Regions from separate parts of the Homo sapiens genome. Here all the other regions are linked to region 3. Evidence: chromatin loops called from intact Hi-C (ENCODE). Cell type or tissue: PC-9. All regions are shown on one strand.

Evidence for each region. Peaks named below come from ENCODE experiments on the same cell type or tissue, not always from the same donor. Only the 100,000 strongest peaks of a DNase experiment are listed, where the experiment ranks them.
Region 1: a loop joins it to region 3, with 8 times the contacts of the local background. A loop is called at or near these places in 10 of 110 quality-filtered maps.
Region 2: a loop joins it to region 3, with 6 times the contacts of the local background. A loop is called at or near these places in 8 of 110 quality-filtered maps.

Annotation. Positions count from the first base shown.
Region 1 is chr2:150,137,901-150,145,900 of GRCh38, reverse strand. No RefSeq gene overlaps it. Among named protein-coding and RNA genes, the nearest start is that of LINC01818, 28 kb to the left of the region's middle. In PC-9, no CTCF peak of the experiment used is centred here; DNase peaks (open chromatin) are centred at 2,640 and 3,140; H3K27ac peaks cover 3,175 bases.
Region 2 is chr2:150,163,162-150,171,161 of GRCh38, reverse strand. LINC01818 (long intergenic non-protein coding RNA 1818) reads right to left here and starts at 1,673. Exons shown (of 4, transcript NR_187172.1): 1 at 1,523-1,673. LOC105373682 (a long non-coding RNA gene) reads left to right here and starts at 4,833. Exons shown (of 2, transcript XR_923467.3): 1 at 4,833-5,080. In PC-9, no CTCF peak of the experiment used is centred here; DNase peaks (open chromatin) are centred at 3,251, 4,301 and 4,661; H3K4me3 peaks cover 1,508 bases; H3K27ac peaks cover 4,427 bases.
Region 3 is chr2:150,474,572-150,482,571 of GRCh38, reverse strand. It overlaps RND3 (Rho family GTPase 3), which reads left to right. Exons shown (of 6, transcript NM_005168.5): 4 at 7,588-7,697. Among named protein-coding and RNA genes, the nearest start is that of RND3, 9.1 kb to the left of the region's middle. RefSeq lists a silencer at 4,063-4,357. In PC-9, no CTCF peak of the experiment used is centred here; DNase peaks (open chromatin) are centred at 2,181, 2,821, 3,311 and 4,211; H3K4me3 peaks cover 4,683 bases; H3K27ac peaks cover 7,808 bases.

The DNA.
Region 1 (8,000 bases), 340 kb after region 3:
TTAGATAAAGCAATCTGCCATAGGGTATGACTCCAGTTGCAGCATACACACAAGAACGCACACACACAAATCTTCCCCTGAGCCCTGACAATAGTGGGATTGAGGCTAACTAGGGCTCATGAGTTTAGATTTCAATTAGCAAAGAAGTATGGGGATTCTTCTGAAATGTTCACCTATAGGGATGAGAATTGCTTTGTGCAACCTCTTGCAAAGCATTCTTTGAATTGCATCTGACACTCATTTGAAGGGTATTTAAAGGAAAAGAAGGCTAGGAGTCAAAATTGAAAGTGCAAATTGCAAATGCTTCCCTTCTAGAGTGATAGGGCTATAAATACCGAGGCTCTTTCTGTTAAACAACAAATGGAAATGCTCCAGAATCAATGAGAGATGTTAGCACCAGGGAAAAACAGCATCTTAAATCCTTACATTAACAATTAAATCAGACACTTTTGACACTTTCTCGGAGACACTCCTGGCAGTACTTTATTCTTCATGGCACGATTCAGAAACTCACAGCAGGTGACAAGCATATTTTGGAGGATCATCAGTTCAGCTTTCCCAGCACTCTTCCCAAACATAATTCAATATATTATATTCGAGCCAGTTTCAGGTTTTTTGAAAAAAGGTGATGGGTAAAAGTAAGTAGGCTTCCAGAAATGTGCTCCATGGCCTTAAGAAGCTAATGGCTGCAGAGAGAGAACTGACCTTCTCAATAAGAGTTGAATATTAACACACTCAGAAAAAGAAACTGATTTATTCATAAGATCCCAAGGACCCTGTGTTACAGTCCCTATGAATCATGAGTAATCTTGTATTCTGGGAGAGCATGAAGACTTAGAGATTACTCACCCTACTATACATGGTCCTTATTCAACGAAATTAAAAGTATTTTTCTTGTGATCATTATAACTGAGCTAATTTTATAAGACATCTAGTGCTAAAGGAATAATAAAACAGAAACAATAAAACTTGAGAATTTTAAGAATCTTATTTTTTTAAAGTGTTCTAAATGCTTTGAGTCTGCCCAATTAAAAGTCCTAGCTTGATTGAGACTCTTGCCATAATTGAATCATGAGGCAGGTTGCTGGGATATTGACACTGGGAACAGCTACTCTTCATAGCTTCTAGAAGCCTCACTGCCAGTTCCTGAACTGAGCAGCTGATAATGCGGCCACCACAAAGGCAGAGGCTGTGTGAGGGAGCTCTAAGGAGCTGGCAGTAGGGTCAGACAGAGCAACATTTGAATCCTGAGTTACCTATTAGCTGTGTGACTTTGGTGGGTTCCTAGACCTCTCTGAACCTCAGTTTTAACATTCACAAAATGGGGATGATAGTACCTGCCACATGTGTTTGGGACCTAGCAGTGTTAGCCCAGAGTAAGTAAGTGGCCTGAGATAGTGTTACTGGCAGTCTCTGGTCCTCTCTGCCTTTCCATCTGCAAAGGAAGGAGAGAGAGTCCAAAGACCTAAAGTGAGGGCTAGAGCAAATTACAGAAGTCCTAAAACTAACTTCACTAGGAATTTGAGGGCGTTGTCCAAGGAAATATAGACCATGATGGAAACACTGCCCAGCATGCAAATAAACAACAATCAGCGCACCCTTCATGTAGCTGCCTTTGTTCCAATCAGCAAATGACAAGCACCCAGGCTTGTCTCTGGGATTTTGGGAAGACAAGAGCAAATCCATTGTGCATGAATGTGCATTCTTGTGCTCACTTCTGGACAGGGTTATGAATGTGCTTTCAGCAGTGCATTTGTCAGAAAGCTTGATGGGCTTTTGTGTGACCCCAAGGGAGGGGAAGGTGAGATTACAAATCTAGGTAGTTCTTTATCCATCTAGATGAGAGGAAGGAAAAGACAAATCCCAGACCCACATACACTGTTCTCCACACTCTCCTCTTTGCTATCCGGCTATAGCTTGAACTTATTTGGGGAAGGGAACGGCAAGACCAGAATACTGGGAACTCTCTGTGTCTGTAGTAATAGTCTGGGAGTAGAGAGTAACAATCTCAACCCTAAGTCTTATCTCTTGATCTCTGTGCTCTCTGCAGCCATTACAATGAAAGTCTCCAATCTCCCAGTTTCTGCTCTTAGGAGAAAAGACAACTTTGGTGTTTGAACAACTCCCAGGATCCCTGACTTCTCTTTGTTTTTGATACCCATAGTTTTCTTGCTTTCATGCTGCTTCATAAGGTTTTTTTGTTTTGTTTTTTAAATTATCCAGAATTTTAGTTGACTTTATTAAGAGGTTTGTTAAAAGTGTTCAAAATGAGCACTGAATTTGCATTAATTTGTATGTGTGATCTGTATTAATTTATATGGTTTCCAAATTAAATACACTCATCTTGATGCAAATATTTAGACATCTTGAAGAATGCAACCCTTGAGCGGAATCCAGCTACTACTGACTCACAAAGCACCTGTCCCCTGTTTCCCAGCTGTCCCATGTCGTGTGTGTTACTGACCTCCTTCATTTGGCATCTTTTCTCAGACTTGAAAAGAATGAGGTTATTTTCATACTTCTTTCCACAGGGAATCAGCTACAAATACATAATGCGAGTTGTCTGGAAAAGTTATAAGAAAGCAACTCTCTAATCAGATGACCTCTGAATGACTCAAAACGTCATGAATTAATGCAATAGAATGGTGAAAATCAAAAGTGAAACAGAGCTTAGGAATGTTGCATCCTCTTTTGGTCCTCTTGAACAATGCTTACCTTTTGGGCCACTCAACTTTTCCACGTGTTAAGTATTACGATCACATGTATCGGTAAGATTGTGAAGCACCACTCTTAGTTCCTTGTGCAAATGCTAATTCTACAGCCTTATGGCCAGACTTTCTAATAGAGTTGCTGAACACTTATTGTTTTTTCAATATCTCATCAGCCCTAAATCTAGATGGGCTTAATTTTCTAGAAATTTATTATATTACAACTGCCTCTCGCATAACCCAGAATTTATTGAACATAATGTTTAAGAACACAGACTTGGACCCCAGACCTATATTGAAATGAAGACCTATCATTTAAAAGCTGTGTCATCTTGAATGAAACATGCTTTCCTTATATGTAAAATGGAAATAGTTATGGTACAACTCATCAGATTTTGAGGTTAACAGGGTAATGCCCATAAAATGCTTAGCTCATGACCTATACATACTATGTGTTCAATAGATGAAGAATGTTTCTATTATGAATCATTTTTTGTTTCTATGATATTGCCATGACAATGCATAAAATGTTTGTTAATGTTTTTATCCTGACTACTCTTTACCATCCCTGATAACAGAGTAATGTTTGTGTTTCTTGTGGGATTTAGAGCTGTTTGAGAAATTAGGATGGCAGCTTCAGGTGGGCAGAGAATTTTGTCAGCTTTGTTCTCTTCTACAATTCGGATCCCACTGCAGTGCCTTATATAGAGCAGATAATAACTATATCTACTGAATTAATGAATGAATGAATTATATGAGGTCAAAAATATAAATGGACTATGACATTAGACATAAAATAATAGAAAATCAAGGATGATAGTCTTACTTCATGTGATCAAACTCCATTTCAAAAATAAATGTATCATATTTTGGGAATTTTTATAACAAAATATTAATTTAATCTAACAATTATAACTTTTACAATTTAAAGCACCAAGTGCATACAATGTTTAAATAAAATATTTTATTGTAACAATCAATATTCATTCAGTTCTTGTTAGAATTATGCTTTGCAATGTTCATTGTTAAGAAATTTCTAAAGTGTGGTTTTGATGCTGATCTATGTAATAGCAAACATTTATGATATCCTGAAATAGACAAATGATTGTGAACGGAAGCTTTTTGATATTCTGACAATATGAAATGTTAGTTCCAGATTGAGACAGCAGGGACGCATTTTACAATTTGATTTCTACTTATGTTTCTGTATTTTTTGTGCCATGTAGAGGTAAGTTTTGCAGGACTAAAAATTGTCAGTTTCTATTACAAACTAGATTCATTATTGGTAAAAGTCTTCAATCATAAAATCTGACATCATTTAAACTTTTAAAGCTAGGGCAGGAAGCATCATGACATGAGTCAGTTACAGTTAGATAAGCAATCATCCTATGGGGAATATTCTTATACGAGCAAAAAATAGCCATAAAATGACATAATGGGCCATAGATGCATCTCATTTCCTCTCTGTGTGGTGAACCACCAACGGAAGTCTTTAATACAATGAAAAATAGAATTTTGTTTTTAATTCATGAAAACAGTAAGTGATAGAGCTTAAGCATGAGAATACACACTGGAAAATCTTGATTTACTTTTTCCATAATCCAACTGTGAAGGGCTGAAAAATTGAAAGACATTCTAGAGAGTTTTTAAACATTGTGAAAATAAGACTGAGAAGAGAGAGTGTTTACTGAGCATGCATTGCATGTCAGGCAGCACAGCCTGGCACCTGCCTACTTCTTACCCACCTACTCTGCCTGGGATCCAAATATCTGCCAGGAAATTTATTGTAACAGCCTGAGGGCGGGGACCTAGTTTTATTGTGCATTGTACTCCCACATGCAGCCTAGTACATAATTTGTAAAAACACTCTTGTACTAAATATTTGCATATCTCTAGAACGTTAGCTTCTGATTGAGACAGCAAAGACACTGCCACTGCCAGAGTTCCTCCAAGTTCATTGAACAAAAAGAAGGAATAAGATTGTCTGAGGATATGGTCACCTTTGCTTTTTAGTAGAAAATGAGGCAAGTAAGGATGTGAACAAACTTTCATAAATTACTTCTTGCCTTCTTGTGAAACATGAAATAAGTGCATGAGAATAATGATTAGAGGAAAACGTCTTATTGAGCTGTTTCATCATCTGCAAATCACAGTAGCTAACATTTATTAAGAGCTTACTTATTTAACAAGCATTGTCAGTGGTTTAACAAGAATTAACTCATTTAATCCTCAAGATAACCTTATGAGAAAGGTCCATTATTATTCCTATTTTACATACCAGGAAATGAAGGCACAGAGACTTGCCATGGTTTTCCCACAGCTAGGAAATTAGGAAGAGGTTGAGCCTGGTTTCATTCCACAGCAGTCTCTGACTCCAGCCAAATTGCTCAGCAATTCCTACATGGTACTAGCTTTTTGTTTAGCCACTGATATTAACTTGTTCATCTTTCTCCCACAAATAAACTGAATCTGGATTTTTTTTTTTTTTTTTTTTTGCTGCTTTTAGTTTAGTTCTAATGCTTAGAACATTAACAGCTATTTAGAATGTAGAATGTAGATGTTGATTACCTCTGTAATCTGTAACTCAATTATCACTTTGCCATTGCAAACCCTGGTCCATGCCTCCTTCTATTCTAAGCGCTGAATATCTACATTATTTTTGCCGCCTTCCCTAAAAGAGTCTGGACTGAATTTTTAAGGCGTGCTTACAACATAAGTACACATAAAGAAATGACTGTCACATGAGCTATATTGTGCCATATGGCGGTTGCATCTTTTCCCATTGCATTTGTGCCCTCCAGGCTTTCTGTATTTTCTATCAGTGGTTTCTGGTTTGCTCCCCTGGGTGTCTTGCTTAGCACTAGTGCCTACTAAATCAAACTTGCTTTTGACAGACAATTTGTATAATTTATTGGGATGTAGGGGACTCAAAAATGTTTTTGTATCTCCAGTGACTTGGTGTAAACTGGATGGTGATAGTCCAGAAAATTATCCTCCCAGCCCCACAGAAATCACTGTGTGACTCCCGCCATGATTAACTTGGAGGCAGATTAAATGTTGTGTTTGACTTTCAATGCAGTTTGCTGTCAACTCATTCTGAAATAATTATAATGAACCTTCAGATTGGACATGTATTCTATTCAGTGGGTGGCAGATCTGTTTCTAAACATATTTCTTCATGGAGCAGATTCCTAGTGGGGTTTATATTTCTTAACTATTCTTTATAGTAAACATCGCCCCACAACAGTTGCATTTGCATGTCAATAGCAAAGGTTCTGTGTGTGCGTGCATGTGTGTGTGTATGAGAATGGGTAGAACACAAGCGTATATATCTACTTTTATTTTTGTTTTCATTGTATCATCTGAGATTCATTCATCTCAAAATAAAAAAGGATCAAGGAGGCAGAGCAATATATAATGAAGACACTAAATGATTTAGTCGATTTCAGAGAAAATGGTTATCTAATGTATTTACAAGAATAAAACACATAGTAATTTTGTTTTAATTACCTGGATAATTGCAATTCCTCTTGTTATAATTCCAAGTCCAGGAAAAGAGTGTGACTTTGGGACATACGGGTGCAGATATGTTGTCACTGATTGCTGACTAGTATATACTAAATTAACAAAGTCAACATTGTAACTTACCATACCCTTTAGGTATTAAAATGCTTGATTTGAGTCTTTCCTTCTGGTTACTTTTTCCAAAAGTTTGGAAGGCATAGATGCCCATATTTTATCTAATCACTTCAAAATCACCAACATAAGCAGTTGTATTGCAGTTCTGTGAAAGATTTTGAACAATAATAAAATCTAGGGCAATCATGATTTTTAGGAAATCATTTTTATGGATATCTTCTCTGCTGCCAGAACTTCAGAAATATTCCATAGAGTGAAAGCCTAATAGTGCTTCTGGTTACCATCAGGCCTTTGGAATTTCAATAGAAACGAAAGACAGTCTGTGTAAAAACTTCTTAAGATTTTATGAGCCTGTTTAACTTCCCACAATTTGTTTCCTCAGAAGGTGTGTTTATTATTTCCTATCTGATTTCCCTCAGAATGGAGCAGTAAATTCTGAAAATGAGAAGGGTCCATGATATTTATCCCCAGGTCTCTCCTCTCAGTCCCAGATGCATAAACACAGCTGCCCATGTGGCATGTCTACTTGGGTGACACTCAGGGACCTCAGTGCCCACACACCAAAATGGGTCTCTTGATTCCTTGCCCTCACCTCCTCCCCTAGGCTTTCCCAGCTGAGAAAAAGGCACTGATACCCACACAGTTGCCAAGCCAGAAAGTTTATTTAAACATTTTTGTTCCAGTATTGTATAGCCCACAGAGCAAAAAGAGCATAAAGCACATGCATCTGATGTGTACAGTTCAACCAACTTCTACTTATGAATACACCGTGTAACCACCTGGATCATTTCCAAGATGCCAGAAGGTTCTCTTGTGACCCTCTGGGAGTCATTGATTTCTTGTTTTTCACTCTTGCTATTCTTCCATAATTTATCCCGAGCCTTTTCATTTTTCTTCATTTTTTCTGCTTTCACCATGATTATCTTTCACCTGGACGACTCCAGTAATGATCTCCCCGCTTCTACTTTCACCAATTCATTATCTCTACAGAGTCATCTTTTAAAAACTACAACACTGATCATTTCATCCCCTTCATCCTTAATCTCACCTTTACACTTAAAATAAGAGGGCAATGGAATGCATTATTAGGGCTTACAATGAACGCCTTTAAGAAATGGTCCCTGGCTGCCCTCCAATCTCATCTCCTCCGCTCTCTGCATCACTGCTTCCAGGTGTCTGAGTTTGTTGTTGGCTGGTTTTGGTTGTTGTTGCTGCTGCTTCTTTGAGCTCCTGTAAAATGCCCTTAAGGCCTTTTGCACACAGTGTTTCTTTGATATGAATGTTTTTCATCTTCTTTTTCTCTCCTCCCACCCCACTTCCATCCCACACTCGTGCCCATACTTACATATTGTCTTCACTTGGCTAGTTCTTTCTCATTCTTCTTTCTCAGTGTAAACATCACCTCTCCATAAAGTGTTTTCTTGCCCCTAACCTAAAAGACAGTTTTCAATGACTCTCAGAAAGTCATGTCGCTTTTCTTTATAGCACTGAGCACAGTTTGCAATTTTTATATTTAAGCGTTGCTTCTAGTTGTGTATCACCTAACCTCTGCTAACTGAGGTCCTTAGGGAGGAACCAAAGATGTTATTTGAATCCTGTGTCCTTAACAACTAGCACTGCACCCAGTATACAAGAAGTACTTAGTAAATAATT
Region 2 (8,000 bases), 310 kb after region 3:
AGAGCACTGCTCCCAGCTCCACAGCGCCCAGTCCCATCGACCGCCAAAGGCTGAAGAGTGCGGGCGCACTGCGCGGGACTGGCAGGCAGCTCCACCTGCGGCCCCAGTTCGGGATCCACTGGGAGAAGCCAGATAGGCTCCTAAGTCTGGTGGGGACTTGGAGAATCTTTATGTATAGCTAAGGGATTGTAAATACACCAATCAGCACTCTGTCTCTAGCTCAGGGGTTGTAAATACACCAATGGACACTCTGTATCTAGCTAATCTAGCGGGGAGGTGGAGAACTTTTGTGTCTAGCTCAGGGATTGTAAATGCACCAATCAGCACCCTGTCAAAATGGACCAATCAGCTCTCTGTGAAACAGACCAATCGGCTCTCTGTAAAATGGACCAATCAGCAGGATGTGGGTGGGGCCAGATAAGAGAATAAAAGCTGGCTGCCTGAGCCAGCAGTGGCAACCTACTGGGTTTTCCTTCCACGTTGTGGAACTTTTGTTGTTTTGCTTTTTGTAATAAATATTACTGTTGCTCACTCGTTGGGTCCACACTGCCTTTATGAGCTGTAACACTCACTGTGAAGTTTGTAGCTTCACTTCTGAAGCCAGTGAGACCACGAACCCACCAGAAGGAAAAAACTCTGAACACATCTGAACATCAGAAGGAAGGCTGTCCAGACAGACTGCCTTTAAGAACTGTAATGCTCACTGCGAGGGTCCGTGGCTTTGTTCTTGAAGTCAGTGAGACCAAGAACCCACCAATTCTGGACACAATACTGGTTGCAGCTTCTTAGTGTTTCCTGCTGGTTTTTTCCTTTGTTTAGATCTGTAAATATTAGGGCTTCCCACACTCTGAACTTGAAACTCTTTTCTTCTGTTCCTTAATGATTCCCACATCAATTTTCCAATCCAGACCTTCTCTCTGAACTCTCTAGACTTATAGATCATCTGTCTTTGTGCATCTCTCCTTTTATGTGTAACTGATATCTCAAACACTAAACCACAAAAGGAACCCTGGTTTAGCCCTCCTAAAAATCTACTCCCCATCTGTCTTCTCCAGCTCTTTCAAAGGCAACTCTCATTTCATTGCTTATACCCCAAACCCTTTGAGACATCCTTGATTCTTCTCATACTCTATATTCAATTAATCAATAAATTTATTTGCCTCTACCTTCAAAATATATCTAAAACTCAAGCTACCTTTATGTCTTTTGAAATTTGTAATACCTCTTGTGGCAATGAGTAGCGCTTGACACTCAATAGATTCTTCTTTATCAGTAATAGAATCTGACTTTTAGCTGACACATGGCCTCCTATATAAAAACTGTACTTTCCAGGTATGATGGTTAGTATTAGGTGTCAACTTGACTGGATTGAGGGATGGCTCAGTGGCAGCGAAGCATTAATTCTGAGTGTATCTGTGAAGGTGTTGCCAGAGGAGATTGACAGGATAGTCGGTGGACTGAGAGAGGAAGACCTGCCCTCAATGTGGGTGGGTACCATCTAATGGGCTGCAGGAATACTTACAACAAAGGAGGTGGAAGAAGGAAGACATTCAGCTTGCTTGCTTTTCTTTTTTTCTTTTTCTTGCTTCCTTTTTTTTCTCTCTTTCTCTCTCTTTTCCAGAGCAGTACCCCTTTTCTTCTCCTGCCCTAGGACATCAAATTCCAGGTTCTTTAGCCTTTGTACTCTGGGACTTGCACCAGTGGCCTTCTGGGAACTCTCAGGCCTTTGGCCTCAGAGTGAGGGTTGTACTGTTTGCTTTCCTGGTTTGGAAACTTTTAGACTTGGAGTGAGTAATGCTACCAAAGGCTTCCCTGGCTGCCAAGCTAGCCATGCTACTGGCTTCTCTCATTCTCCAGCTTGCAGACAGCCTCTCATGGGACTTCACTTTTGTGATTGTGTGAGCCAATTCAATTCTCCCTAATAAACTCCCTTTCTCATATATATATATAACCAATAGATATTTGTTCTGTCCCTCTGGAGAACCCTGATTAACACACTAGGCTTTCTTGTATCTAAGTGAGGCCAAATAACTAATTTCTGACCAATGGGAAGTAATCACAAATGTTATGCAAGCTTTGAAGGGGAGGAATATAGATAAAATGGCTGGAACAAAAATATCTCCATATGGGGAAGGGCAGGAGAACCTTATAAAAACACTCAAAACCTTATTCAAATCTTTGTGATTTGAATACTAATGACTCATACATTTAATGTTATTTACATCAGATGGTGCAATTAAAATTTATTTAGGACCAAATTTGAGCATGCAACAAAGGTGGACATTCCTTACTCTGTCAAGAAGGGAAAAAGGAAAGAGAGCAAGTAGCATTTATCAAATACCAGGAGCTCTGCTGTGGCTTTTTTCATGTTATGAAGCTTGGTTCTTACAACATCTCTTCTTGGCAGGATTATTATCCATGTTTTATGCAGAGATATGATCAAGGCTTTGGAGGTTCACTTAAAATGGTGTTGAAATGGCAGGGCTCGTTTGACCTCAGTGAATGAGTGTGAATTTGTTGATTTAAATAATAGATTGGTTTAGTGTAGAATATATTGAATTATCCCTAATGTCCCACATGGTTTTGTTTAGCAGAAATGCAGTTTCCACCCCTCAAAATCTCATGACTTTTTAGTGATGAAATCATATGTGTGGATTCAGTACAGGGTCTGAGACCTAAATAATTTTCTTAGTTCCTTTTGGCTACTATAACAAAATACCATAAACTTTAGGGCTTGTAAGCAACAGAAATGTATTTCTCACTGTTCTGGAAACTGGGAAGTTCAAGATCAAGGTGCCAGCAGATTTGATATTTGGGGAGGGCCCACTTCTGACTGTAATCTCACATAGCAGAAAAGGGGCAAGGTAGCTCTCTGGGGCCTCTGTTATAAGACCACTAATCCCATTCATGAGGGCTTATGATATAATCACCATCTACAGGCCCCATCTTAGACTATCTCATTGGTGTTTAGATTTTCAGCATATGAATTTGAAGGGCATTCAGACCGTAGCAAAGATGTTTAAGAGAAGCTAATTTTCTGCCCCCCTACACCTTCCCCTTCTAAGGAAGATTATGTAAGAGCTTTGTTATAGATTTTTAAGAAAATATTTGAATATTTGAAATGTTTGAATGTTTGAAATATATGAAATAAATAAGCACAAATAAAGCATGCCCTAGAAATGTTTCCCTCATTACTCAGTGTTTGCAGTAAGTATTTGATCTAAGTGTGTTTCAGTTTACTGATTTGCACTGTAAGCCTGAGGGACAAATAATAAAGGTTTGTAAAATAATACCAAGAAAAATGGAAACCACAGCTTTCAGATAAGAATGCTTGGTATGACTCATCTCCTGGTGGAATCACCAGAGCAGGCCCATTGTACATTTCTGCCTGGAGAGTACACCTCCACGATAGCCCAGACCTTTCCCCATCCGTACCCTCAAATTATTGGTAAATATAGTGGGCATTTGTCAGCTGAACAGCATTTGTAGGTAGCTTTGGTGAAGCAGCAGTTTCCTCCTTGCATATGGCTTTAATTTGCATACTGTTATATATGGCCTTCCAAGTTCCAAGGGGTAAATTCAACTATGTCTCTTTCATAGTAAAATTTTTCTTAGATTTAAATTTCATCAACCTGCTCAAACCTGTAAAGAGAAGCAACAGAACTAAGTCCTCAGTTTCTTTTTTTTTCCTTTTTTTTTTTTTTTTTTGAGACGGAGTCTTGCTCTTTCACCCAGGCTAGAGTGCAGTGGTGCGGTCTCGGCTCACTGCAAGCTCCGTCTCCCAGCTTCACACCACTCTCCTGCCTCAGCCTCCTGAGTACCTGGGACTACAGGCGCTCGCCACCATGCCTAGTTAATTTTTTATATTTTTAGTAGAGACGGGGTTTCACCACATTAGCCAGAATGGTCTCGATCTCCTGACCTTGTGATCCGCCCGCCTCGGCCTCTGTTTCTAGTTTCTATTTCCTATGTGGAATTTTTAAAAGAACTACATTTTAATGATAAAGAGGCAAATTCCATTTGGCAGCACTTAGGATACAGGGACCATACTTGGGAAATATTCATTAACATTCAGTAATTTAAGAATCCTTAAGGCCTAATTATCAAAGTGAGTTCAATTACCACAGGCACCCATTCATTTAATTGGCTGGAAACACACAAAGAAATTAAATGATACCAATGCCAATTTGGCCCCAAAGTCTCATTCCGTATTTATTTATCATTTTTATAAGAAGGGTGTTCATGGTGATTGCTGCTAGTTCCTCTGCTGAAACAAGCCCACAAAACCGCAAGAGCAGCTCAGCATTCTTTGACCTACTCGGGAACCCAATTAAAATTAACAGGCCTTGCATCTTCATATATCACATGTTACAGATTGTAAATACTCATCCCATTTAAGAGCAACAGAATAACTGGGTTCATAACAAATCTCCATAAGTCTAACTGATATTTACCAGTTAGGGAAATGTGACAGGTAATGGAGAAGAGACTGAGAATAAAGGAGCCTCTGCAGTATGATCATCATTTCACCCTGTCTAGAAATACTGCTGTGTCATTTCTTTGCTCCTTCAGAAAGCCCGGGAGTTCCTGCGCCAATTGTCACCGATGTTGCTTCCACTGGCTGGAGGTGCTGACTACTTTGGCTTTTTCCCTTGGGAGGTCAGACAGAGGTCATGTGGGAAGCATGCTTTGTTTACCCAGAGAGGACCTCCTGTTCTGCCCCTTGGCATGTTTACTTTCCTGGTTGCCTACTTGGAAAGCCCTATGACTGCTGGCAGGGAGAGCTCTGGTCACTTTCACTACCTTCTCAGATTTTCAGCTCTTGGGGCTTCAGTAGGACCTGCCTTTCAGTAACTTTCAGAGGCATGGGGAGCCCTTCCCTGAAAGAGAGGAGAAGGTGACATCTTAGAAACTGTGATAAAATGATCTCAGGACCCAAAAAGAAAATGGACAAGCCTGGCAATGAGAGTTTGCAATGTGATGCAATCACGGGCAATACCAGGGTGGAAATTGGATGGGCAGCTTTCTTCTCTCTAGAAGATTTTCTTTCCAAGTCCATTCTTTCTTTTCATATTTTCATGTAAGTGTGCCTTCTTTTTTGTATCTCTTCTTTATGCTAAATTTACTACCCAATTTTATTAATGTATGTTACAGCTCCTAGCAGATGTTGAAGAAATATGAATTGGTTATGATTTACAGCCTAGAGAACTGATTAAAAAAAACACACTTTATTTTTTTATAAAGTGCTTTTCTGAGTTTTAACAAAAAGGCACAGGTTGTTGAAAGGGTATCAGACACTTAAATTGACAGAATTCTGAGGATCATCTCCTTCCTGCTGCTTAATATGAGTACAGTGTCACAATTTCAATTTCCGAGACTCAACATTTACCAGGGCCATTGCCGGCATCATTGTGGATGCTGGTGTTCATTCTGTCTTCCAATTGGCAAGCCTTTTGACTTATTTAGCATTGAAAAGTCAATGGCGAGACTTACATTCTTTCTACCCCACTTTCAAAAACTTGGCAGTGTCTTATTTTCAAAGTGGTCTGATGGAATGAGAATGGGGCTCTTGAAACTGCTTGATTTTCCCGCATGAATTTTGTTTAAACCTTCACCACAAATTAGTTAACATGCAGTACGTTGCCAAAGGATGCAGCCAAGTCTTTCCCTTTATTGTTCCGGAAAGTAAGACAACACAATTCCATCCCCAGTCCACCTCTCTTTTTAACCAGTGACCCACTACAGTAATTTATTTTGGGTTATAGGTCCCATGAGTTTACACATACATTTTATTTTGAAGTAAGAACTACTTCAGCTAGTGCTTTAGCAGAAATTTTTAAAAGTAAAGTCAAAATTTATATAACAATCTTGGGTTAAGTCTCGTGTAATCAAGTCCTAACTCCCTTGAATAAAAGATAATAAAACAAACAAATACAAGAAAAAACAAGAAAAAAATGATTATCAAGAAGCTCATGGCTAAATTAAACCCACTAAAGCTGTAACTGAAAGGGTTTATTTGTGTAAGAAAGCCAATTGCCGTCTTAATGCAAGCCTTTTACATCCTTAGATCTGGGCACCCAATTTATTCTTATTGATCTTCATCTCCAACCTTAAAAGCATCTCTTAAAAGGCTGTTCGTACAGCCTAGAGAATAACATCTATAAAAGGACCTTTGAACACCAGTATTGGGTCAAGCTAACTGATGTCTCTGACTGATCGACTTACTTTGAGTACCACACGCAACTATGTTTTCTGGAATCCAGAGTAGCAGAGTAGGCAGGTATATTGTGAAGAGAGAAACTCAGAGGGAGAAGGAGCAAGGGAAGGTAGACTAGTAAGCAAATTCTTTAATTACAACTTCCTACTTCAATTCAGCAAGATGATTATTGGTTCACCTAAGAGTCAATAGTGCTCCAAGACTACAGACAATAATGAACATCAACAAAGACATAGCATGAGTATGTTTAAGTTTTAAAGTTTATATATATAAATCCCACCACAGAGCAAAGTTCAGGAAATATAGTTATGTGAAACATCAAAACATAAAGCAATCTTTGGAATATAATTTTACAAAAGAAGTAAATACATTTAAAAATTGGTTTTTTTGCTGAATGTTTGCTGCTATTTCAGGCCGTCAGTCTAAATTTATGTGGAACCATCAAAAAACCATATATATAAAAGTATATAGATTTTGTGTGGGATTTACTGGAAATTATCATATGTGTATGTATATGTAGTAATAGTAGTGAGTATTTGCTGAATGTTTACCATGTACCAGGTGCATGTAACTGGTATACTATGCATGAATACTTCTGGGGTAATCGAAAGACTTGTTTTGTTCCGTTTTTTTTGGTATACTGCTATTCTTTTTAAAAAGTTTAATATTTTAGCCTGCTTGGGCAGTATCAGTACTTTCTTTACCAGCATCCTAAGTCTACTTGGGGTTGTACAGATACTTTTATGTGAACAATCAGAAGATCTAGTACATAATAAATCAAAGTCACCGTGTAATTTAACGTCAAGTCCTCCCTGCTTTCCCAAGTTCCGCAAACCCAAAGTGGGAAAGGGATGTGTCTGGCTTTCCTCTTTCATTCACTTGCTTGCATACTCTTCCCTGCAACCCATCTGTGATGATTAAATCTATGTGTCAATTTGGTTAGGCCATAGTACCCAGATATTTGGTCAATTATTATTCTTGATGTTTCTGTGAAGGTATTTTTTTTAGATGAGATTGACATTTAAAACAGTGCATTCTGAGTACAGCAAATTGAACACCATAACATTGTGAGCCTTAGCCAATCAGTTGAAGGCCCTAATAGAACAAAGACTGACCTCCTGCAAGCCAGGAGGAATTCTGCCAGCAGACTGTCTTTGGATTCTAACTGAAACTCTTTGCTGAGTCTCCAGCCTGGCAAATGTTGAAAAATCTGTCTATATCTCTCTGGAACACTTGCTTGATTCTTCCCAAATCTCATTGCAGAAGCTAGGTGCACTCACCCTCTTGCAATAACCTTGAACACACCAATGCATCCTTGCACTGGGTGGTTGCATGTGACTCCTTTCAAACACTGATGCTCCCCTCTGGCTTTAGCTGCTGGGGTCCTCCATCCCTCTCAGGCAACTCTGTGTGACTGTACATGTACCAGGTAACTTTCTCTCTCCTGGATAGTCAGCATCTGCTCCTCAGAAAAGCAACTAAACCCTTTGCTCTGACAAATACTTGCTCCGCAGGCTGTCTCTAACCCATAAAAATGGTCCTGCCTCTGTTTCCCAGGCACTGAGCCCATCTCTGTTTATTTACCTTTCCTGATCCCTGAAGCAGGAGTGAGATCCACAATGTTCTTCAGCCCCAGACACGGTATAGGCAGGTCTCAAAATATTCACATTGAATTCCTTTCTCAGTTCAAATTTACAAAACAGTGGGCTAAAAGGTAACAAGACCACACATCCCAGCCATCCACTCCCAGACAAATTCTAGGGACCAGTCAGCAACAGATCTT
Region 3 (8,000 bases):
ATAACTTCTTCATTTTCCTAAAAAATATTTTTCATTATAAAATGAACATTCTTAATAGTTGCAGAAATGCTCCCATTGATTTTCAAATTTCACCCAATGAGTTTCTGCCAAACAATGGGTAATAGTTTCAATTGTGAAGTAATAAGTAAGACCAAAGTAATTCTAATATCTTGTGCTTCAAAATTGGCCACATTTGCCAAGCATAGAAGTAATTTGTAGCATGAAGCCAAATGCCTACTAATAATAGAAATGTAGTCATTTAAGGATCACTGTATCTTTTCCTAAGAGATTTGATTGCAGTGTAATTTCAGCACATGTGATTTAGGGAGTAATAATCATTCATTCCAGCTTTTTAACCAAGGCAAGTTAATGCACATTTTATTTAAGGCTTATTATTACTTTTAACATATTCAATTCAGCTGCTAAATTCCCCACAATAACTATGCTATTGCCTCATGAACACTCTTTCGAATCTTGTCATGATCCAAGTTTCTTTTAAGCCCTGAGTGCTAAAGTTAGTACTTCCTATTTTAGTTTTTAGCATTACTAACACTTAAGGTGGTATCCTTTATTTCTTAGAGAAAAAGAGAGGAAAAATATCTTAGTTACCTAATGGCCTTAATATGAGGACAAACTTCTCTATAAACAGAAGTCTATCTAAGCTGTTATATTTAGATTATTGTACATCAAGTATGAAGAATGGTCTTGGTGACAAGCTCTCTAATGAAATATTTCTTAACAGGGATGGAAATGGTTCAGCAGTATTGGAGATTAGTATATAATTAATCCAGAAAAGCAGCTTAAAAGGGGATCACTGCTCTCTCTCTCCCCCTCCCCTTTTTTTTTGGTGATTTAGCATATAAATGAACACATCTAGACAAGACATAAAAATGATTATAAAACCAGTAAACATGGTTTAGTGCTTTCTGTGTGCATACAATCTGCTAGATGCTATGGGAGGAGTACAGAGCTGGGTGAGAGCAGCTTCTGCCCTTAGGTACTCACAGTTTCACCATGTGATAAGACAGACATGGTGAAAACATGAGTGACAATAAAATTTAAAATATTCAGGCTTTCCCAAACTAACAAAAGAAATCAAATGAGAAGCCCGGATTAAGTGTCAGGTGTTTAGGTGAGAGGAGATGCCAGTAGACTGAGATTTGAACAGGGTAAAGACATCCTTCTTCCCTGACAACCTTCTTTGAATACCCACAGGACAAACAGAGGACATAGAAAGACTTCCTCCTGTCTAGTGCTGTAATACCTGTTTATAGGATGGTGAGCCCGGAGGTTCTAAACCTGGATTTTTCAAGGAGCAACAAGATCCAAAGAGTTCTTGAAGGCCACAAGGGCAGCCCAGGCTCCCTAACTCATGACTTAATGGTCATTGAGGCCCACCACAATTCCCTTCCTTTCTAGAAGTTGACTAAGTTCTAAGAAGTTTTTAACGTTTCTTCCACGTGGAAACTCGCTTACATTTAGTGGCTCTCAGATAAAACAAGATTCTGGAAGCTGAGAATTATAACTTAAATTAACGTTCTTGGAGAAAGGAAGAGGTTAAGAATTTATGAAGGAGCCAGAGAAGCATGGATGCTTGGGATTTGAATATCAACTGTGAAATTGCAGGAAACCAAGCATTTCATCAGGTAGTAATGATCCATTGGAGCTTAGGGTTTCAAAACTAGGTTTAATTCTTAACGAGTTTTCACACTGAAACTCTTATGTAAAAGACCTGGGTTAAGGTAAAACAGATAGTTTGTATGGTGGTTTCCAATAAGCAGTACATAAAACTGCATTTGGAGATTTGTCCACCATGCAGTAATTTCCATTTAAACCAAGGAACCTCCTAAAAAGGGGAGGGGGCAGTATGAATGCTCTTTCTAAGTCTACATCTGTCTGTAGATTTTTTTTTTTTAGCCGCATTTAGTGCTGTTTTTTTTCCAATCTGGTTTCTTGCTAAGTTGCACATTTCAATGAAGCATCCAAATTGGTCATTCTGATAACACCCGAAATAACCAGATGTTTCCTCATTAATCCAGTTCTTTTGCATGTAAATATGACACCAAGAACCAATACTTTCTCCAGTTAGCTCATGGTGCCTGGCGGGCTCTGCCAAATGAATTAGTCGTGGCTCAGTCATTTTCTGATGTCCTTTAAATGACTTCTCAGTTGCTACATATTGGTCACTTTCTCAGAGTCTCCCTTGGCAAAGCAAACATTTTATTGACACGGAATGTAGTTGACGCAGAAGTTTGACCAGGTGTTGTGCACATTGGTTTTGAAAAATGAGCCTGATGACATAGTTTGTGGAAAGATGAATTCACTCATGGGATTCTACTCCAAGAAATCTGATTCTTAGATATCATATGAAACAAAAACTTGAATCCATTATCCCTATTTACTTTTAGGCATATTCATATACATATACTCTTTTCCCTAAAGCTCTTGACTTAACCATGGTTCCACTGTCAGTAAAATATTTTGATTCTTACATATTTTTAAGTACCTCAATAAGATTAGGAGTTTAAAGCTAAACTTTATTTAAAGGCCAAACATATCTACCTGTCTGACTTTCTAATTTTGTATCTACATTGCCCCCAGAAATAGAAAATCTTTATTCCATTTTAATAGCAACACATAAATGCCCACAAAATTTTATAAGATCTGTTCATAGTTCCTATTACCTGAATCCATGGAAGAAACAAACATATTCTTCCTGGGAGTGTTTGTTGCATATTTGCAGGCATGGTATTTGTTGTGCAGACTACTTGAAACAAGAACTAAACAGTCTTACACTGAGTCAGATACAAAAGTTCTGCCCAGACTTGATTCACATTCTTGAGATTGCTGCTAATTTAAACCTTTTCCTCTGATTAGAGATGGCATGAGGAAATGCAATCTTGTAATAATTGGGCAGATCATGCCCTCTCACATGTTAGCTGCTGCTGCGTTCAGATGTGCTCATGGTGGTCACTAAATATACCAAAAGTTAATCTACTTTTCTCTGCCAAAAATATGCAATAGCTTTAGCTTACTCTTCTTGGTAAAAATTTCTTAAGGGGGAAAGGGAAGCTTTTCAGATGAAGGTTCAAGTTAAATAAATTATATTTATGAAATATTCAACAAGAAGAGTTTTCAGTTCTCCAACTCCTCTAAAGCCTCACAGTGTTTAAACTGGTACTTTGCAAAAGGTTCCATAAAGCCTTCCTTTTGGGCATGAATCTTCTTACATATACATTTAATTATGTACATATATGGTGTGTTCTATATTTGCGAAAGGGTGACTTCAGCAGGCAGGTATGTGTCTGAAGAATTAGTTTCTGGGTGAGGCACGTTGTGACTATTCTTTGGCTGGAAATTTTGCTCTCACCCAGAATTAATGATCTTGAATACAAAGATGGGTAGATCTGAAATTTCAAAAGCTCTCTAGAACTTTGCTGATGTTTGCCAAACTTGAGCAACTCAGAGAACCCCAAGTGTACACTTGTTCCAATCTACCCCCAGCAAAGCCTTTCAACTATATTTTCTGGGTGAGCGGGGTACACATTTTGCATATATAGTGTAGTTGTTTCTTTACAATATAGAGTTTCCCTAAGTTTTTCCTTCAGAGGTGTGGCAGGTTACTTAAAAAGGACCTTGGAATAGGGTTGCGAGCTTAAAAGTTTCATATAGTACCAGAGAAATGCTGCATCTGAGAATTTCCATATGCATGAAGCCTATTCCACATGCTGAAAAAGAGTTTCATTTGACAAGCCAAACGCAGTCCCTAAATGTTATTGGACTTTAGTGCATTCTTAGGTACTAGAGCACATACTCTGTGTATATCAATACCTACCATGTACTGCAGTTAAAGTTGAATACTTTCATACTTAGTAAAAATTGTTGAGCCCTCCTGCTTGTGCTGTGTTTAGTTCTACAGTTAGCACCTTGGGAGTTTTTCATGTGCATCTTTTAAAAACACCTATAGAAGTTAATTTTTTTTTTTTTTTTTTGCCGTTTGGCTTCACAGGGTGTTGTAAGACTTTTCTGGAGGGATATAGGAGTTAGGGGCAGGTATTGTTCCTGCTTTACCCACTTACTTTCAGCTCCTTCCTTTGGTGTCATTTCTGCCCCTCTTTATTGCTTCTCACTTCACAGAGTCATTTCTGGAATTCCTCTTCCTTTTTTTTTGGCATGCGTTGTCTCACGCATACCTGTGATTCCACCGTGCCCTCTCCAGCTTTGCTTGCCTTACTTCCTTTGTGCAGTCTCTTGGGCTTTATGGGGAAGAAAAGGAAGGATTCCAAGTGCTTAAACACAGAGTAAACACTGTAAAGTTACACAGGAGGTGTTTTTGTGTGTGAGTGTTTTTGTTTTTTGTTTTGCTTTGTTTTTTTTTTTATCCTGAAAGTCCTGCTGAGCTGATGACTTACATCTTTCCTGGTGGGACAGTTCTTGATAATTCTATATCAATATTTTTCACTGTGAATAAATAGAGACAATAGATATTTCTATCTAAGACAAGATAAACTTAACCTATCAAAAATATAGTGAATAAATGGTCTTGTTATTTTAAATAAATTACTCTTGTCATTGGCAGTCAAATTATGCTTATAACTAAGAAATATGGGAATCAGTTTTACTATTACCTTTGGACACTCGTGTTGATCTAAAAGCAGCACTGTTCATTAGCAAAAGTAATAGAATGGGATCAAAGTGTCATCCCTAATTAGATCATGTTAAACCTCTTAAAAATTACCTGTCTACCTCCACAAGCACGGTGGTTTATTTCTCATAAACCTTTGCACTACATATGTATTTTCACTTATACTGTTAACCGGATAAAAACAAAAGCAGATACAAACTTCCCTGAAAATCTGGTTTAACTGGAGAACTCCGTTTCATTTTAAAATCAGGCCAGAGTCTAAATTTTGCAGATATTTAGATATATGCACTAAGCACAGAAGCCAGCCCACTTGATTTTAGTAGGTAGCAGTCTCCAGCAGGTGACTCAGGGCTGAGCACAAAGCCAGATCTCCTTTGTGGCCATAAAATGGGTGGGGGACGGGAAACATAGTCCACAAAGGGGGGAGGGGTATTCCCAGCAGTCATGTGGTGGCCTGAATGTTGAAACCATTCCTCAGGATTTTCCTGGCAGTCTCAATTTTAATTAAACTCTTTTATCCTCTTTGTATTTCTTCAATCGCTTTTCCTAATTTTTTTATTTGGAAAAGATGGTCTCCATTGTCATAGAGCAGTATTACATCTGGAATTAGCAGTGAGTACTCTAACATCATACAAATCGTATCCTGAAAGGAGCTGGTAGGCACCTGGAACAGTTCTCTAAAGATACCAGGTCTGCTTGTACTGGAAGCTCTCCACAGGGAGAGAGTGGTTTTTCCTAATGTGAGTGATTTCTGGGAAAGGAGATCTCTGAAGCCTCGTTAGGTTTCTGACAATCCTAACTGTTGGCAGCTTTGCCTTCCTGGGTCTGGGATCAGGTTGTCTCTCGCGGACTTTGAGGAGTAGAGGAAACTCTCATTTATATGTCCAGTATTTGGAGCTCCACTCTATGATCTAGAATTTTCTGACTGCCTGTTTGGAAAGAGTCATTCAAATGTTTACAGCAGGTGCCGTGCTAGAGTTAGACTTTGGACACAGAAACAGGAAAGGTTCTAGTTGAGAAAGTGTGAACTTCTTAGAACTAATATGGAAATACTAATGTAGCCATAAATAGTGTTCAACCATCTCGTTTCTGATGCCTTTCGAATGTTCAAATGGGTGAACTATTTGTGAATTATTCTCTTCACCTCAGAGTACTTTCAGCGACTGAAAAGGCAGCCACAGCTTGTCATTTTCAGAGACGGCCTCATTCTAATATACCTTCATACTTAAAATGACTTGACTTTTTAAACTCTAAACGCTTTAAGCTTCTGGGAAATATCTTTCAGCTGTCAGCCTCTGCTCTACCAGGGTCCTGGTTCCAGATGTGGGTAGGCAGCTGCTGCAGCTCATGAACAGCTCTGACTTAATTCTCTATTTATTCACACTTTTCTTCCTGATTCTTGTAACATTCTTTTCTTCCTTGCTTAGCAGACACACGTGGCTTGAAGTTGTCACTCTCCATCGTAAAGGAGCTAGAGAAAAAGCTGCACTGTTGCCTGGGGTTCCATAGCAGATGCCAGGGACCCAGAGTGTACTGTGTGAATAGAGGGCGATGCCCCCTGACTATAGTGCCTTTTAGATCACAAGAACAGCCTCCAAGCAAATGTTGTTTTGATAGAAATATAAACAGTGACATTTTTTCTAAAGCTGCTTTTTAAGTCTCTCTTCCTGACTTTGCCTATTGAGGTTTTGATTTATCAAGGGACAACATGTCCTGTTTTTCTGCTCAAAATGGAAAGTGATGTCAAAATGAAATAGACTTTTAAAAAGAGTTTGGTGGTTTAGATTTTCTTTTTCTACTCTGGAGTCAGATACATACGTGTGTATATATTTGCCTAGTAAAATCATTTTCATGTGATGCTTGTGAAATGTCAGCATACGGAAAATGATTTCTTAAACAAGCGGCATTTGGCAGGCTGTATTTAGTTTTCTAGTCAATCATTTCATAACTATAGGCCTCATGTAATTGCCCATCCTTTGGAATTCTTAAAGAAATAGAAGAAACTTCCTTGATTGACTAGAGAGTTCTGTGGTTAAATTAATTGGCTGGTGCCTTGAACCTTTAGGGTACCCTGGACTTAATTCAGGTTAAGATCCTTAGATCATGCCTCAGTGTCACTCTCAGAGATGGGACTCTGTAAAAAAGCGACATGATCCTATACGACATTTATTACATTCTTGATTGTAACAGGAAGAAAATCTATATAGGGTTTGGCGATAAGTTAAAATAAGCAAGCTCAAAGGTCAATGGCCTATGTAAACTTACATCTTGGAGATGGGTAACACTGATGTGGTTTCTCTTTGCATAGTTGAACCCTTCCTCTTCCTCTCTCCCTCATTCACCCCTATCCTGCTGTCAGAATTGATCTTGAGTTTTGGTCTCTTTCCCAAGAAGTAGTTCAGTTTATGGTTCTTGCTACCACTCAGCTTTTAACAGCAGTAATACAACCATAATGCCCATAGTTAATACGTATTGATCCCTTACTAAAAGCCAGGCCCTGCCTGGGTTTACTTAATCTCAGGTATGTATGTTGTCAGCATCTTCATTTTATGAGTGAAGAATCAGAGGCACAGGGTCCTAAAGCTACCTTGCCCCCTCCCTTTTTAGTGGTGGAGGCAGGTTTACACACAAGACCACCTGGCCCCAGGTGCTTCCCTACTTCACCCAGGTAACTTCAGGCCCTAGTCTTTGAACCATACAGATTTCACTTAAGATCCTGGCCCTCTTCTTGAATTTATGTCAGACACATGTGAGGCTTCATTCATCATATATTTCTAAGCAGGCTTTTGTGTGTCTGTTTGAATTCTTTTCCAAGAATTAGGGGAAGTGGGAGTTGGGTCGTGATGTGACAGTCAAAGGACTTAGCCGGAAAGGGTAGAGTTAATGCATGACAGACAAGGGGACTCTCATCTGAAAATTTGTGTGTCTTTGTTTCTTCTCAGGTTCTCCTTACTATGACAATGTCCGCCCCCTCTCTTACCCTGATTCGGATGCTGTGCTGATTTGCTTTGACATCAGTAGACCAGAGACCCTGGACAGTGTCCTCAAAAAGGCAAGTGCTGGGAAATGATGACACACTTCAGTACTGGGTGATGTATAAATAGAAACGTGGGGTTTGTTGGGAAGCTCAAAGACTCTAATCAATTCCCTGCCTTACAATTTGTAATTAAACACTAGAAAGAACCCTTTCACACCAAAATGGGGTTTCCACTTTTTGATGATGAACTTGCTTGAAATTTTATTTCATGAAGCTCTGAAACAAAATACCTTTTAAGGGCCTTCATGTTTGTCCTTTGGGAGAAAAATGGTACAGCTAACAACAGTTATATTTGATTACTATCATATTCATGTGTTC